Linked DNA regions of Homo sapiens: regions 1, 2, 3, 4 and 6 are each linked to region 5. A link is a contact called in ENCODE Hi-C or POLR2A ChIA-PET data. All regions are on one chromosome and are shown on one strand. The core of a region is the stretch at or near the end of the contact, and the rest is flanking DNA. Distances in the headings are between cores, read along the strand shown.

What was found. Hi-C counts contacts between places; a loop is a spot of excess contacts on that map. ChIA-PET counts read pairs that join two places held with the same protein, here RNA polymerase II (POLR2A). Pooled maps may share reads with other maps.
Region 1: a loop to region 5 is called in a pooled map, with 5 times the contacts of the local background. The contact joins the enhancer-like site here to the promoter of SUPT3H in region 5. A Hi-C loop is called at or near these places in 2 of 37 single-sample maps with no recorded cell type and 3 of 50 pooled maps. POLR2A ChIA-PET finds 5 or more read pairs at or near these places in 2 of 52 experiments (IMR-90 and OCI-LY7).
Region 2: a pooled map shows a loop between it and region 5 (18-fold over the local background). The contact joins the promoter of CDC5L here to the promoter of SUPT3H in region 5. A Hi-C loop is called at or near these places in 1 of 37 single-sample maps with no recorded cell type and 17 of 50 pooled maps.
Region 3: a pooled map shows a loop between it and region 5 (9-fold over the local background). The contact joins the enhancer-like site here to the promoter of SUPT3H in region 5. A Hi-C loop is called at or near these places in 4 of 50 pooled maps. POLR2A ChIA-PET finds 5 or more read pairs at or near these places in 2 of 52 experiments (K562 and activated T-cell).
Region 4: a loop to region 5 is called in a map of CD4-positive, alpha-beta T cell, with 14 times the contacts of the local background. The contact joins the promoter of ENPP4 here to the promoter of SUPT3H in region 5. A Hi-C loop is called at or near these places in 3 of 168 maps with a recorded cell type or tissue (B cell, CD4-positive, alpha-beta T cell and naive thymus-derived CD4-positive, alpha-beta T cell), 2 of 37 single-sample maps with no recorded cell type and 13 of 50 pooled maps. POLR2A ChIA-PET finds 5 or more read pairs at or near these places in 2 of 52 experiments (CD4-positive, alpha-beta memory T cell and activated B cell).
Region 6: a map of CD8-positive, alpha-beta T cell shows a loop between it and region 5 (8-fold over the local background). The contact joins the promoter of CLIC5 here to the promoter of SUPT3H in region 5. A Hi-C loop is called at or near these places in 2 of 168 maps with a recorded cell type or tissue (CD8-positive, alpha-beta T cell and naive thymus-derived CD4-positive, alpha-beta T cell), 1 of 37 single-sample maps with no recorded cell type and 11 of 50 pooled maps. POLR2A ChIA-PET finds 5 or more read pairs at or near these places in 1 of 52 experiments (activated T-cell).

Annotation. Positions count from the first base shown.
Region 1 is chr6:44,732,682-44,735,381 of GRCh38, reverse strand. The region is part of intron 1 of LOC101929770 (a long non-coding RNA gene); the gene reads right to left. Among named protein-coding and RNA genes, the nearest start is that of MIR4642, 300 kb to the right of the region's middle. Within about 2 kb of position 1,366, at least 3 of the 41 ENCODE cell types and tissues checked have a DNase peak (open chromatin) inside an H3K27ac peak, as active enhancers do.
Region 2 is chr6:44,386,236-44,389,108 of GRCh38, reverse strand. CDC5L (cell division cycle 5 like) reads right to left here and starts at 1,403. Exons shown (of 16, transcript NM_001253.4): 1 at 1,241-1,403. The coding sequence starts at 1,285. It overlaps LOC124901323 (a long non-coding RNA gene), which reads left to right and starts at 1,190. Exons shown (of 4, transcript XR_007059595.1): 1 at 1,190-2,070. RefSeq lists an enhancer at 1,322-1,521.
Region 3 is chr6:44,429,867-44,432,566 of GRCh38, reverse strand. It overlaps CDC5L (cell division cycle 5 like), which reads right to left. Exons shown (of 16, transcript NM_001253.4): 14 at 2,657-2,700. Among named protein-coding and RNA genes, the nearest start is that of MIR4642, 4.4 kb to the left of the region's middle. Within about 2 kb of position 1,251, at least 3 of the 41 ENCODE cell types and tissues checked have a DNase peak (open chromatin) inside an H3K27ac peak, as active enhancers do.
Region 4 is chr6:46,128,717-46,131,421 of GRCh38, reverse strand. It overlaps ENPP4 (ectonucleotide pyrophosphatase/phosphodiesterase 4), which reads right to left and starts at 1,433. Exons shown (of 4, transcript NM_014936.5): 1 at 1,233-1,433. It also overlaps a transcript of CLIC5 not described here.
Region 5 is chr6:45,376,649-45,379,348 of GRCh38, reverse strand. It overlaps SUPT3H (SPT3 homolog, SAGA and STAGA complex component), which reads left to right and starts at 1,415. Exons shown (of 11, transcript NM_003599.4): 1 at 1,415-1,581. The region is part of intron 2 of RUNX2 (RUNX family transcription factor 2); the gene reads right to left. RefSeq lists silencers at 1,124-1,173, 1,494-1,773 and an enhancer at 940-1,483.
Region 6 is chr6:46,014,539-46,017,238 of GRCh38, reverse strand. It overlaps CLIC5 (chloride intracellular channel 5), which reads left to right and starts at 1,379. Exons shown (of 6, transcript NM_016929.5): 1 at 1,379-1,759. The coding sequence starts at 1,697. RefSeq lists enhancers at 577-1,421, 1,422-2,266 and a silencer at 1,679-1,728.

The sequences.
Region 1 (2,700 bases), core at 117-2,616, 640 kb after region 5:
ATGAGGTATGGCCCCTTAGAAGCAAAACCCACACTGAAAATCAAACTAAGAGAGAAAGTGAAATGATGGGCTGTCTGCCTGCTTTCCCAAGCACTCCCCTCAGGACACCTTTAAATGCTTTAAGTGGAACTGTGTCTCTGCACACTTTTGCAGTTTCATGTATACTGTCTGAAGCAGAGGTTAATGTATATAGCCTTGTTGCAACTGGGTGGACTTTCTCAGTTCCCTGGTTGCTTGGCCACCAAAGCAAGCCCCGAGCAGGAGGGTGGAGGGCAGTAAGAGAAAGAGCATGGGATTTGGGGTCTCAGAGGATCTGCAAACCACAGCTGAGCTGTGGCTAACACCAGCGCCAGTGATGGAGGAGCTATAAATCTTGTGTGCCCTCCAGCGAGCCCTTCTCACCTCTGGGCCTCAGTTTCCTCCTTTCAACAGTGAGAACATCAGACCAGATGACCCTCCGGGTTGCTCCAATGTTCTAGGCAGTGGACCTTCATGGAGCAACTGAATATTCATGAAGTTGTGAGCAGGCCAGTCCTAGCCAGAGCCAAGCAGATGCACTAGCAAGACCCCCTCCCACCCATTAAAGAGTAATGATGGTGTGTCACAGTCCATCGGCTGAGTAGGCCACTCAATTCTCCATCTCATCTACCTTCTTTGATCTGAAGGTCACACAAATGGTTCCCCTTTAAGTGCATGGAGAATACTGTCCTGCCATAGGAACAGCATTTAACAAAGCTGGGGGCCCGAGGTGCCCAAAACCATCATCATAATAAAGTAAAAGATCAATGTATCCAACAATGCCACCCCTGTTTGCCAAATTTATCAGCCACAACAGCTTTGCTGTGAGGTGAAATGTTGGGGGCTGGGTTGGGGAAATCAGTCGCCTTTCCTTACTATGCAGCAGTTTAGCCATAATTCTTCTTCAGATTTACTTCCTGTAGCAGTCTTGTCTCCTCAGATTCTCATTTCTTAGAATCCTTTCATGATTATCCCATAGTGCCTAGAACAGGGCTGGGCACACAGTGGGTACTTAATAAGTATATATGGATCTGTTTTCAGGCGTGTCCAGGAAAAGAAGACTAGTATTTCAGTTACCTGTGGCTGCAGAACAAACTACCAATTTAGTGGCTTATAACAACGATTTATGATTTCTCATGAATCTGTGTTGACTGGATTCAGCTGGGTGGTTTGGCAGGGCTCATTTAGCAGCTGCTTTCATCTGGAAGCTTGTTTGAAGCTGGAATGTCCAAGATGGCCTCTTATCCTCCAGAGCTTCTCTCCCATGTCCCTGCATTATCCACTGGCCTAGTCTGGACTTCCTTTTAGCAGCAGGGTGGCTGGGTTCCAAGAGGAACTGTTCTAAGAAGACAAGCCTAGTGCGCAAGCACTCATAAAGCCACGGCTTGGATCATGCTTGTTAATATCCTTTTGGCCAAAGAAAGCCACATGGCAAACTCCAGAGTCAATGCAGGAGCGACCACACAAAAGTGTGACTTCTAAGAGACATAGTTCATTGAATGCCACAAAGCAATGACCTACCACAGCTGGTGAATCCCCTCTGCCCCCTTCGATGGGGATAGAGCCATGATACCCTGAGCCATCCTCTACCCTCCCAGAAAAGTAGAAGACAGGACAGGTTTCTCAGTGGAAAACCATCCTCCAGAGCATGTGAGGAAGTCAAGTCACCCACTGCCAAGTTAGGGAGGGAAGGTTCCTTGAGTCCCATCATGGTCATGCTCAAAATCTAGCAAAAGCTGGACTGTCTTTTCAGATCCTGGGGGACAAGTGGAACCTGTCACTTGCATTCATTCACTGAATATAGTACCTGAGCACTACCATCATGGAGCACTTGGGATCAAGGTGTATCAAGGGAACCTCTGCTACCAATAGCAGGAGAGGAACACATGCATTTCCACGCATGTCCTTGTTGGCCATGGGGATTGTCTTTTTCCACTGGGGAGTAATAATGTGGTGCAGTGGTTAATTGCATGGACCCTGTTGGCAGATGGCTTGGCTTCAGATTCTAGCTCTGCCACATACCAACTCTGCTGACCTGGGCAACCTGCCCAGCCCTCCTGAGCTATGGTTCCCGTGTCTAAATTCTCGTGAGGGTTAAATCACTTAATCCATGAAAAGCACTCAGAACAGAGGTTGGCATAAAATAAGCACCAGGCAAGCATTTGCTAATATTATTCATGAGTAACCCTTACATAAAGAATTCTTTTTTCAAATTACAAACCTAATATATACTCGATGTAAAAACAAACCAACCTTGCAATATCTGAAAAAAGAAAAAAGGGAAAACCCACTCACACAATTCCTCAACCCGAAAAGAATCCTCTTCACCTCCTGGCATGCACACTTAGTGTTTTCCTATGAAATATGTACACATAGCCATTCTTTTCATTACAAAAAATTGTCATACTGTTTGTAGCCTGCCAGTTAAAATGTAATAATATGTCAAAAATGTTGGCCATAAATATTAATCTACAATTTGATTTTACTATCAGCATGTATTTAATGATGTAATCTATCCTTTCCTGTGGGATATTTATATGATCTGTGATTTTTCACAAATAGAAGTAATGCTGTGATACATATCCTCATACGCATCCCTCATTATGTCTTCAGAATAAGTTCCTAGAAGAGGAAAATGCTGGGTTTGAATGGAATGCCTACCTGCAGGGTTGATTCAGATGC
Region 2 (2,873 bases), core at 154-2,653, 990 kb after region 5:
TTCATGTTGGTTACTGTCCTAGGTCCTAGGGATACCAAGACCTGGTCCTCTCGCCATGCTGTCTGGTGAGGTGAAAGAGCAACTAGCTCTTACTCAGAGGCTACTATGTGCCCTACTCTGATCTAAATATTCCAAACGTATTAACTCGTGTAATCCTCAAGAGAGGTTAAGTATTATTATCCCAATTTAGAAAAAGTAGAAAACTGAGGCTTTCAGAAGTTAAGAAACTTACCGAGTACCACACAGAGGATGTGATGCTTACAAAAAGACAAAGCAAGTTTTAACAAACGGAAGAAAAAGGTATCATGAGAATATCGGGGGTGCAATTAATTCTTACAGAGATTCCAAGAAGTGTTTCCGAACTAGGTTTGAAGGATGATCAGAAAGATGTCAAGCGCTAGGAAGGCAAAAGATGTAAAAAAAAAAAAAAAAAGAAGCCATAAAATGTAACGAAAAAAAGACACAGAGCATGAAAAGACATGATGTGCTCCAGAAACTGATAAATTCGGTACACTCTGAACACAAAACGCACTAAAATCTAATTTCTATTTCACTCCCACTCTACTGCCCTTTGGCTCACCAATGGCACTATCCACTACGTTTCTGGAAACAGAGACTATCCTAGGCCAGTTTTTCCTTTCTGGCTTCTATCTAGGCAAAGGCAGTGACAGAAAGAGACAGACCTTGGGATCTGTCGAGATGGCAGACAGGTTATGCCCTGATAACAGATAACCAGAGAGATGCGGGCATAAACGGGCTCTCTGAACCTGGCACTCAAACTGCTTCCCCTCTGCAAGGAAGTCAATGGAGACACAAAGTTGTGGCCACGGCAACTTCTTTATTTCTGAGTATGAGACAGAGTCGTGGTGCCTGGACTAAGAGTGGATGGTGCCCCGGGGGACCAACTCTGGCTGAGTTGGAACTCTGAGTTCTTCCCGGGGCCGGGGGGGGCGGGGGGGCGGGGTGGGAGGGGGCGTATTCAAGTCAACAAATGTTCACTCAGGGCCTAACAAGTGAGCTTGGAGCCGAGTAGCCAGGTGGTGACATCACGGTCCCTGTCCTACTGGCGCTCGCACAACACGGGGCCAGACACACGGAAAGGGCCCCAAGGGTCAGCCCCCGGGCTGCCCTCCACGCAGACCCCACAGGGTCTCCTCGTCGCCCCCCCGACCTCCGCGCGCGTGCGCACAAGCTGCTAGAGGGAGCGGCGGGCAGCGGACGGCGGGAAAAGGAGACTTACCTCGGTATTCCTCCATACGCCCCCCTTGATCATAATTCGAGGCATCTTGGCGGCAGGGTGTCTCGGCAAGCAGCCGAGAGGAGCTTCAGAGAAGTAGTAACAGCGATTGGGCCACCGGACTCAAAGCCGCCACTTCCTCCAAGCGCGACCTTCTGCTTTGAAGATCTGCGCAAGCGCAAGGTGGGAGGGGGCGCAGAATAGCAAGTCTCGCGAGATATTGGGTGGCTGAAAGGGAAAAAGTGTCTTGTGGAAGCTCAGCTGCAGGAAGACTAACACAAAACCATCAAACCACTCTGGCCAAAGCGCCTTACGCCCCGCGCATGTCCAAAACAGAATGGAAGAAACTACGGCTCTCGCGAGATAGCGGCGGTAGCGCTTGGCTGGGAACTTAGTGGTGGGATTGATCGTGACGTCACCGAGTGGCAGAGGGTGGGAACGTCACGCGTACGGAATTTCAGCACAGTTGCTCCGAAGAAGGCTTTGTTAATTTATTAATCTAGCCCTTTCAAGTATTTCAGTAATAGGAATTTATTCACAGAATACTCAGGAAAATCCAGTAGTTTATTTAAGGCTCAGTTTCCTAACCTGTAAAATAGAGATCATAGTAATGCCAACCTCACAGGATTGTCGTAAGGGCTAAATGAGATCATAGACCCAGCACAGTATCTGATCCATAATAACTGCTGCAAAACAATAGCAGCTATTACTGCAAGGAGGGCAACGCCAACTTCACCCCGTCCCCAGGTGATCCAGGCTTCTTCCAGAAACCTGCAGAAACGTCACGTCAGAGTTTTTAATTCATCGCCCAGTCTGGATTAATAATGCCATTGGTACGCACTGGTATTAGACAAAGTCGAGTTGGGTTGAAATATTGTGAAATCTTGGCTTTCTCATAAGTTTGGGTAATAACCTTACTGAATCTCAGTATCCTCATCTGAAAAGTGGAGCTAACAATACCCGCCTCGTAAATGAGGAGGCAGATTAACTGAAACATAACTAAAACCCAGTGAGGTAGGGATTGGCAAACTCTCTGCTACCCCACCCCAATTACTCATGCAGTCTCCTTCATCCTTCCAGAACATCTCTGGCTCCATCCCTGGAAAATATCAAAATATTTAGTGGGTTGGGAAATGCCCTATTTATAGTACTTAGTATTTATATAGTGCCTATCTCTTTATATTTCTTCATTTCTCCGTTTGCCTCTTCTGGAAGAGCTACAGAATTTTCTTTTTCCTTTTAGCTTTTATTTACACACATTCTGTGCAATTATGGTCAGCAAGAGGGCATTTTCCATGGCCACCCTGGTAGTGTTTGCCACTCAAAGGTTTATGCTGGCGGGCAGCCCGCCCTTGAGCTGTTTACCCACTGTGTGGTGTATAAGAAACCATTGGACCTGTGGCCAGTTAAACTCAAACAAAATGTTTTCATTTGGACCTCTCCTGTAATGGGGCGGTTTTTTTTTAATTTGTTATATTTAATTTTTGTGGGTACATAGTACACACATATTTATGGGGTACATGAGATATTTTGATACTGGCATACAACACATAATAATCACATCAGGGTAAATGGGGTATCCATCATCTCAAGTGTTTATCTTTTGTTTTACAAACAATCCAATTATAATCTTTTA
Region 3 (2,700 bases), core at 2-2,501, 950 kb after region 5:
TCAAAGACTACCTCCAATATAAACCTCAGGGCATTTTTTTTTTTTAATCCATTCAGGAGACACCAGCCACGACAAAGCTGGACTTCATCTTGCTTGATAGGCAGTGATAGGGCCATAATTTAGATTCACGGTTCCAAAGTTCATGGCAGCAAAAATCAAACACACTGGCAGCCATGGCATACAGTGCTTACAGAGAAGGGCTTATCTCCTGAACCTAAGAGTGGAAAGGATAATTTAAGTATAGCATTTAGTTTATACAATATAACTGGAGTTCCTTCCCCACAACAAACTTTGAATAATGTTTATAATTTAGCAATCAACTGAAATGAAAGAATTACCACAATTGAAATAAAATATTTATGTATTTCAAACCAATAGAACTGTGTCTTCAAAAACTAAAACAAGCTAAAAGAAACCTAGTTCTGAATTAGTGATGGATACAAATAAAATGGGGGTTTGTTTATTCAAGTCTTTGAGCTGCTTTTCTTTTTTTAAAAGATTTCATGAACTTTCATTTGAAATAAGCACAGTTTACCAAATTAAAGGACTTGATTAAGTATTCTTTAAAAGTAACTAGCTGGGTAAACAATAAAGTAAGTTATCCAAGAGTCAAGAAAAGAAAAATGACTTCAGACTGCTTTATGAATATTCTCCAAAATCACCAATCCTTCAACAAAAATAGTTCAACGGAAGATTTCAGTTCCTGGTACTGAACTGAACAAAGAGAACCACATGTTTTTAATGGTTGCTCATAAACGACCCAAATAAATCTCCAAAAGAACAGGAGTGGCTCTTTCTGTATTTTTCCCTTTAAAATTCATAAGACCAATTCAACACAGAAATAAAAATTACTGTACTTTATGGCACCACTCACTGTGTGACACATTTATTTGCTGTCATGAAAGTTAGTACCTCAACAAAGTAAATGAGATTTAGGGAGAAAAAAATTTTCTACCATTTAAAAAAGCACAAAATGTTCTTGCCATTTGCGGCAAAAAGAGTTTACCCACCTCAAATGAGAAGATTTTCATACTAAGTAAGAAACCTAAGTATTTATATATAAATAATACAAAGAAGCTTTCCAAATAGCTTTTCAATCAGTGATGATGCTGATATTAGATCACAATTACACTGCTAACTACCATTTATAAGAAATGAAGCCTACACAACAAAAAAATGTAACTTACAATTTAACCACTGATGTTCTATTTTCCCTGGCTTTAACACTGAACCACAACACAGAGCAACAGCACACCCTGCTGGAAGTTGGTAATACAAATAATTAGCAGCACTGAACTAAGATTTTACCCAAGATGAGAATTACTTCAGAACCAGTCATTTCTCACTGAGAAAAAAAGAGGTTCACAGGCATTAACCATCAGCTACCTATATATATGTGATCTTAATGGTTAAATTAAAACTCAGAATAACTCAAATTAAAAGATACTGCTTTTTCCTGCTCATTTCCTCAGCCCCATACAGCCCCAACCACCCCAAGTGATTTTACTACTTCTGGCTTTAACCCTAAATAAAAATATTTTCAAATGCACTTTTTGTAAAGAGAAACTGGTAATCACATAAAAGAGGAAACCAAGACGATTTTCTGTATATGACTGCCTGAAGTACCCCTTCTCTCCCATCCCACCTTGGCCTTAGAAATGCCCCTAAAGATTACCATTAAAAATGCACAAGGCATAGCCGGGCATGGTGGCTCACGCCTGTAATCCCAGCACTTTGGGAGGCTGAGATGGGTGGATCACGAGGTCAAGAGATCAAGACCATCCTGGCCAACATGGTGAAACTCTGTCTCTACTAAAAATACAAAAATTAACTGGGCGTGGTGGGGCGTGCCTGTAGTCCCAGCTACTAGGGAGGCTGAGGCAGGAGAATCGCTTGAAACCAGGAGGTAGAGGTTGGAGTGAGCCAAGATTGCACCACTGCACTGCAGCCTGGCAACAGACTGAGACTAGGTCTCAAAAAAAAAAAAAAAGAATGCACAAGGCAGCCTGGTGGTCTGTGAACCACAATTTACATGCCATTGGCAAAATGCCTACACAGATTCTGGAATTCAAAATATGCAAACTATATTAAGAAACCACATGTCCTGAAACTGCATCTAGTATGTTTTCAACATTTTCACAGACATGAAAAATCATGGAAGCCACTAACTAGATAATCCAGCTCTGCCCTCCCTAACTCAAACTCACAGTAATCCAAGGATGAACAGAATTGTATTTAAGTTTTGTAAATGTACTCTCTTTGTTATAAAAAGAAAACTCCTCGTTACTGCTGAGATTCCTCTTCAGAGAAAACAGGCTATGCTAGCAATGACCTGCCTGTTCTGAGTGACTAGTATTGGCTTCTTGGCTCCTTGCTCCCACATCTAAAGGTTCTGATTGACCTCTGGTCAACTTGCAGGGCACTCTTTAGTCATGAAGGCCAACAATTCTTTAAAAAAAAAACAAAAACAAAACAAACAAAAAAAAACAATGAACAAGGCCAAGAAGATCCAACACTTAAGTGTAGTTTTCTCCAACAACTAAAAAGGCAATAAGCACCTCAGGTGTGTTTTTCTGACATTGTCTCCAGTGGCATTATTTAGTTCATTATCTCAATCAAAGTACATTTAAAATTAAAATTTTAAAAGGATACCAACCTCGAGCCTCTTTTCAAGTGATTCAATTCTGTCCTTTTTACTAG
Region 4 (2,705 bases), core at 184-2,683, 750 kb before region 5:
CAAAAAACCAAACACTGCATATTCTCACTCATAGGTGGGAATTGAACAATGAGAACACATGGACACAGGAAGGGGAACATCACACTCTGGGGACTGTTGTGGGGTGGGGGGAAGGGGGAGGGATGGCATTGGGAGATATACCTAATGCTAGATGATGGGTTAGTGGGTGCAGCGCACCAGCATGGCACATATATACATATGTAACTAACCTGCACATTGTGCACATGTACCCTAAAACTTAAGGTATAATAATAATAATTAATAAATAAATAAATCTAAGACCTGAGACCATAAAAAAAAATGTCTTCCAAATTATATCCTGTAACTAATTTAAGTGGAGGTGGGGGGAAGACGCACAAGTGCAGCAGGCCTCTTAATTTCCTTAAAACAGATTGAAACAATCTCTGAGGGGAAAAAAGAAGAAATAGAAGCTCATAATACTGAAACCAGCAGTTGATATTTCACAGTAGTTGGCAAATCTTCCTTCAGACTTGGGTCCACAAGATTGCCTGATTAAGCAAAGCCCTTCTGGAGTCAGATCTGGTGTAAACCTGAATCTGCCTGTCACTAGTTGTACAATCTTGGTTGGACGCGTCCCTTCACTTCTCTGAGCCTGACTTTCGTCATCTGTAAAATGGGAATGCTATGATCTCATAGGGTGGTTGTGACAAGAAAAGGAAGCATTGTTTTTAAGTCCTTACGTGCTTTTAATCCAGCCCTTTAAAAAGGCACTTAAATGTACCTTTTATTGTTTGGTTGGCTTGTTTTCCAGGAAATTAGTTCTTAAATATCATTATCTATAATTAACATAAACTCTAATCTAATATTCAGACAGACGGATGTCGATGCCATGGGTGGTTCTCCTTTAAAACCAAAAGCCTGGCGACCCCGCCCCAGCTCCCCTCAATTTTACCCCAGACCCACCTTAGGTTCCTCCACTACCGTTCGGCTGACTTCCCTCCCTTCACACTTAACACCACAGGTTGCCTTCCCCAGCACCTGCTAATTTTTCTTTCCTCTTCCCTTCCTGGCCTCCGCCTCGGCCCGCCACCTCCCTGGCTCTTTGAGTCCCTTCGTGGACGTCCCCGCCGCGCCCCAGGGGATGTGCGTGTAGTGGGGGAGAGTGGGTCATAGGGTCTGGTCTCACCATCTCTATTTTCAAAGCCCCTAGGGGACTGGAGAGGGGGTGACATTGCCCCCCAGAACGCCGAGCGCGCGAGGCGCGTACTCACCAGCCGCCGCGGTCGCTTCTTTCCAATGCGCGGAACTCGGCGCTCGCGGCACCTGGCACTCGTGGGAAGTTGCGGGGAAGGGGGACCTGGAGGAAGAGGGGCGATGCCGAGCTCTTCCTGAGGCGCCTGCGCAGTGGCAGGCGCCGCGCCGCGGGGCACAGCCCCAACGTCCCTATCTGCGCCGCTCGGGGCGCTCCGAGTGTGCGCAGCTGCCAGGCGAGCGTCTAAGGCGCCAGCTCAGGGCTGGCTGGGACCGGGCAGCAGAGTCTGAAACACGTCCTTGGATTGGATGCTAGAACCAGCGTTGAATGTAACTTTCTTTCCGATTGGTTAGACAGGTGCTTGGAGGGGTTGTATCGGACCTAAGAGTAGAGGTTGATTCCACTCTCCCACCACGCACTTTTCGTATCATCCTAGATCTGGATGCCCTTCATGGAACCTAAAAACCAGCGAGTCCCGGAAAGGCCTCAGGCAATTGCCAAGCCGATGGCCTTCTGCCACTTAGTTAATGTGCACCTGGCAGCTTAGGTGGCCGCGGAGAAAGCAACTTTGGCTGCACCAAGGTCCGGCACAAGTCTGGAGAAGCTTCAGCCAGTTCCAGTGAGTTGGGATAAATGAAACGTGGATCTACCATAGACGTCTGTCCGTCTTACTGGATAAGCGAGCACCTTTACCGGGGAAGTTAGGTAATAGTTTACAAGTAAGGTTAAAAGCAGCACAGTGCCTGCGGCAGGGAACCAGTAATGAGTTACAGCTGAGAAATGGGTGCTTACTTTGACAGACGCGTATGTGGGATTGTGCTCCTGCTTTTAATTGGAAGGTTATTTAATAGAATAATGTAACTAAACTTTCCAACATAAAGAGCAGTTACCAAACAGAAGTAGAATTATTCGCTAACAGTTGGGTTGTCCAGGCACACTTGGCAGTGAGAGGATAGCATCTTTTTTCTTTTTATCTGTAGTGCCAAACAGAACTTGGTATAGAAGTACTTGCTAAATCACTATTGAATTTAATTGTCCCGCTTGTTAAAATGCAGGCTCCAGAAGGTATTTTCTTTCTTGTTCACTACTGTATCTCCAGCTCAAATAAAAAGTACAAATAAATTAAGAATATTAATCACATGTGATATCCTCAAGTGTTAAGTATTTAATAGCTGTAAATCCAGTACCTGGATTAGTAAACTGCAGTACTGGACCTTAGATAACAAATTCTGACGTTGGTCCCCTTGGTCTGAACCTTACAGTATAGCTATTACCAACAATCTGGAAGCAGCCATGGAGATGATTTGGCAATAGATGTATTCCGTTGATTATTAGTTTGTGCCTTGATAAATTAATTCCAGTTTTAAGTCTCAGGTTGGCCTGTGCATTGGTGAATATGGGCATCTTAGATCCATGGGCTTTCAGAGCTGGAGGGGATGGTAGTGGGTCTGTAGCTGAATCCCTAGAACCTGCAGACCCTAGAACCTGGTTT
Region 5 (2,700 bases), core at 166-2,665:
GTACTCAAAAGAGCTTTCAACCAGTCTTCCCATGTAAGAAGTTATCACCATACTCACTCTGTTACTTTCCCTTATACTGCACACTTTGCTCAGCAATGAATTGATCCCTGATTTACACATCAAGCTGAGCTCTCACATCCTAAATATATCTATTCTTTTGGAATTTTAGGTATTTGGCAAATATTGAAGCGTTGGGGAGATTAAAGAGAATCAAACACAACACTAGCAGACTCAACTACAATCCACAGAGGAAATAACCAAATAAGTTGCTATTTTAAACAATTTAAGCAAATAGAAGGAAGGGATTTCAGAACTCACAGTATCTATAGGCAAGAAAATAACTGAAGCAGTGATGCTTAAAAAGACTTGGTGAGGGTTAATACTTGAATCCCTATAAAATACAGTATTTTATAGTATTTGACAACACAGGTGTGAAGGTGAGCATGGATAACCAGTTTTCTTCTCTAAGCAGGCAATAAGAATGTTAAATATAAATAAGACTTCATATAATATAAAGAGTGAAAGACTGAAAGCATTGTCTTACGACTACTGTATTATTTAAAGAACTACATCTATATCAATTAAATGTGGCAGGACAGAATGTACAGTACAATACTGGGGGTGCAAGATTTTAAAATGAGGAACAGGCCAAAATCTAAACACAGAATCGTCCAAAAAAAAAAAAAAGCCTTCAAGTAGAAAAAGTTTTCAATAACAAAACATGGTAGTTAAACGCCTGCGTCTAGTAACATGAGTTGGGGAAAAAACATTAATAGCAGATTAATGAAACAGATTCTGTGCGAGGTCAGGGTAGGGAGTGATGGCGCGCGGAAGCGGCGTAAGAGCTGGTTTCGCCGTCCCAGAAAGGGTTCCACATCCACACGCCTGTACTGCGGCCCTGCGGGGAGCGTTCAGACCCCTCCGTTTCCCTTCACCATTGTAAACGCGCAATCCCATTAAGATCCCGTTCACTCCAATTCCTGGAAAGAAGCTTAGAACGGTGAATCTCTTCCTCGGAGTTGAAAATCAACTTCCAGTGCCGGTCACCCAATCCTTCAAAAATCCTAGCCCTCTCGGGCCCAATTCCTAAAGAATTCAAGCCTGCACCCTGTACACCCTGACCGATCTCAGCTCGTCCCCACTCCGCTCCCAGCGTCCCCAGCTCTAAACGCCGCCGCGTGGCTCAGCGCTGCCCAAGCCGGGCCCTGAAGGCCGCGCACAACGCCCCGCCCCCGGCGAGCGTGGCGGAAGTAGCTCGCTCGGGCTGGGAGAGCGCGCGCCACCTGGCCAAGCGCGCATGCGCCCGCACTGCCAGTGCGGGGGGCGTCCGTATCGCTTACTCCTCAGTCTCCGCAACCCCCGCCCCACCGAGAGTCGGGCTCACGCCATCTTGTACCCCCCCCATCGCCCCGTCACACAGCCGAGTCACCTTTTCCCTTTCTACACTCCACACTCTCAGTCCCCCACCCCGCCCCTTTCCAAGCGTGTCCCGGGCCGCAGCAGCAGAAACCGCACCATCTCCACCCCCACATTCTCCTCGCGGGAAGCGCAGCAGTGCCTCCAAGGGTTCTTAAAGCAGAGGTTGTAGGGCTTGCGGGGGGCGGTGCGGGGATTCGGGCGGGGGAGACGTCAGAGAGCCGGGAGGGACGCAGAGCGGAGATCCCAGCGTCGCTGGGCCCCCGCGCCGGCCACGCCCTGGCCCCGGCTCGAGGGCGGCTGCCTGGGTCTTCGTGGTCTACGCCGGAGTGTTGAAGGGAGGGCGGCTGTGGGAGGCGCTGGCCGGGCGCAGCGCCCTGGTTCCGCTGCCGAGCGTGGAGTTGCCTCTCGACTCCTCCCTTTTGGCGGGTGGGCGTGGGGTGAGGGGGGCTGGGCTGTGCTGAGAAGCGGGGTGCGCGGGTCGTCTAGGTAGTGTGGGGGCTGCCGGAGGAATCATTAAAGAGGGAAATTGTTGCTTTATGGCACGGCGAGAGAAGAGTTAGGTAGTTAGTGGGAGTGTAGCATCCAGAAAGAGGAAAAGATCCGCTGTGTTCTCTGTGGGGTGAGCTCACGTCTGTGACCCCTGGGGAAATTATTTAGCTTGTCTTTGCCTTGTTTTGGTCTGTAAAATGGCGATCTTATAGCCTATTTCAGAATTGTGAGGATTATATGAGAAAATACACGTTAAACGCTTAGAACAGCGCCAGGTGCTGCTCAGTACATATTAGCTCTGCTTTTGCTCTCCACGTTTTAGGAGTTCAGAATGACTGTGACCTTATTTTCTCAGAGAATCAGGACACTTGGTCTCACACGTGAGAGTGAAGTTATGAAGACAGTGATATGTAATATTTGACACTCAGACGATCCTGGACGTAGTATTACTGTACACGTGGATAAATTAGCATTTCTCCAAGAGGCTAATAGAAATGTTAAGTTATTTCGGTAGAAAGAAATGTGTGTGTATATATATGTATATACATATGTGTGTATATAAGTATATGTATGTGTATATATGTATGTATGTATTTGGAAGGAGAGGACCTGGGGTCTTAGTATATGTGAAGGGCAGACTCTGGAAGAGGAATTAAATTCGCCCTGCAAAGATTTACTTGAAGGACAAAACTTGGGGAATTTCTGGTGAATGTTTCAAAGAGGCTGAATTTGCCTATGAGAAACAGTTCGTGAGAGTACTTTGCAAGAATGGAATGCTCTTCATTGTGCTAT
Region 6 (2,700 bases), core at 130-2,629, 640 kb before region 5:
ATTAAAGAGAAGGCAAAGAAGACAAAGAGAATTCCACCAGATTCTGGTGCAAAACATTCAATAATTATTTTTTAAAGAACTGAAGGGTGGGAATGTCTGTTGGTGCAACCACTTTAGAAAACCTATGGCAGTGTTTACACAAGGAGAGCATTCTTATACACTACAACTCAGCAAGTCCACTCCTAAGTATACATCCAAGAGAAAAGTGTCTGTGAATCCAACCAAAAGATGTTTGATAGAGAGAATGTTCGTGACAGAGTAGTCATGATAGTCACCTGCACAAATGTCCATTGACAGAAGAATGAATAAGTAAGTGTGTCGGTGAAAATGGATGATACACAACTACACATAGCACAATGGATGAATCTCACAAACATAGTAATGAGCGAAAGAAGCCAGACACCAACATTCCAGGCAAAAAGATCCTATGCTGCTACAAGCCAGAATAATGGTTACCCTGGGACAGTGGAGACGGGAGAAAAGATGTGGAGAGGAGAGAGCAGGAGGAGCTTCTAGGGCTGTGGCTAACATTTTATTCTTCATCTGGCGCTCGTTACATGGGTGGGTTGGATTGTGAAAATTCATTGAGGCATACACCTAAGATATGTGCATCTTTTCTGTGTTTGCATCCTACTTCACTAAAACAACCAGAAGAGAACGGGAATGAAGTAAGATCAGAAAATAAAGGAAGAAATAGAAAGAAAATGAAAGAAGGGAGAAGAAAAATAAACAAACCCAGAAGGCTGAAAGGCATGGAAGCCGCACCTGACCGGGTTGACTCACCCCTCTGCCCCAGGAGCCACCCCTGCCCTGCCCTGCCCGTCCCCAGCACCCTACTCTCCTTTTGCTTAGCCCAAGGATGGCAAATGCCCCTTTTGGTGGGGGTTCTGAGCATCACTAAGACAGGAAGGGCTTTCCAAGTGGGTAAGGCTGGTAGTGGAGTAACTCGGAGGAGCTGACGCTTTATTAAAGAAACAGAAGACTTGAGAGCCATCTCCTCTCTTCCTTCCCCTTCCCCTTTCCCCTTCCTCTTCCCCTTCCCCTTTCCCCTTCCTCTTCCCCTTCCCCTTTCCCCTTCCTCTTCCCCTTCCCCTTTCCCCTTCCTCTTCCCCTTCCCCTTTCCCCTTCCTCTTCCCCTTCCCCTTCTCCTCGACTCTTTCTGCCTTCGCCTCATTATCCGCCCCCAGGACATCCTCTTGGCCTTGGTGGCTTTGCCAGGACCAGCTCTGTCTCCGCCTCCTGCCCTGCGGGGTCTTGGGGCGGGGGGCCGTGGCCCGGCCCAGGCCCGAGCTGCCGGGGTGTCCCCGCCGCGTCCCCGCCCGGCTGACCCCGCCCTGCAGCCGCCGGCTATTTTGGGCGCGTTGGCGGCGGCGGGATCGCTGACAGTCGCGGATCCTGTGACACCTCCGGGCAGCCCGGCACTTGTTGCTCCCACGACCTGTTGTCATTCCCTTAACCCGGCTTTCCCCGTGGCCCCCCGCCTCCTCCCGGCTTCGCTCCTTTTCATGTGAGCATCTGGGACACTGATCTCTCAGACCCCGCTGCTCGGGCTGGAGAATAGATGGTTTTGTGAAAAATTAAACACCGCCCTGAAGAGGAGCCCCGCTGGGCAGCGGCAGGAGCGCAGAGTGCTGGCCCAGGTGCTGCAGAGGTGGCGCCTCCCCGGCCCGGGACGGTAGCCCCGGGCGCCAACGGCATGACAGACTCGGCGACAGCTAACGGGGACGACAGGGACCCCGAGATCGAGCTCTTTGTGAAGGTAGGTCGGGGTCCAGTCTCCCGCCGCACCTGCCGCGCCTCCCGCCGGGCTCACCCACCAGGGCTCGGGGTGCGCTGGACTCCGGACCCTCCCAGGAGGGCGGCGCGGAGCCCTGTGCTCCCCCGTGGCCTTTCCGCAGGCCAGCGCCCCGCTGCGAGGCTCCTGGGCGGAATGGAGGAAGGCAGGTTCCGGCAGGTGGCCGTCTTCTCGGAGAGTTGATCCGCAGTTTGTCCACCCCCGTCCCCGCCTCCGCTGTCACCGCTGCGAGTCCGAGTCCAGAGCCCAGCCCGGACGCGATTCAGGCTGGTCCTGAAAGACGTCTCCAGGTGTCGGGATGCGGCAGAAACCTGGCTGGACCCGTGAACCTTTCCTTTAAAACGGGAGGAGGGGGAGGAATGGGAGAGAAACGTTATTGACACAATGATCTTTGGCAAAGCGAAAATGACATTTCTTAAAATTCTCTTTCTCTCTTTCGCTCAGAGATCCTAAAATAAAAGCCAAGGAGACAAAAGTGTTTTCTTGCTTGGTGACTTGCAAAGCAGAAAACAAGCACTCCATTCTCCGACGTTATTATTTTTGTCATAATCATGATTTTTCAAGGCAGTATCAAGGAAATGTTAGGCGTTTGGTAGTAGGGAGAGCCTCCCGTTCAACCTGATGCAGACAGGGATGAAGGAGCACAGTGCAAATTAAATGAAGTCACCTTGCTCCTTGGACAGAAACTGCCTAATGTCAGAGCTGCTGTACTTTATTTGCAACCTGTAGGAGGAAGGATGGAGGCGAGGCTGCGGCGGCGTTTCCCGGTCCGCCGGTGTAAGGAGAAAGAAACATTTGATCAGCCCTTGGTGCCGACGCTGCAGAAGTAGGGAAACCTGAGGCTGCGGGAGAGTAGCCTCCAGGGCTGAGCAGAAACAGTCGCCAGGACTTGGGGGAGGGGAAGT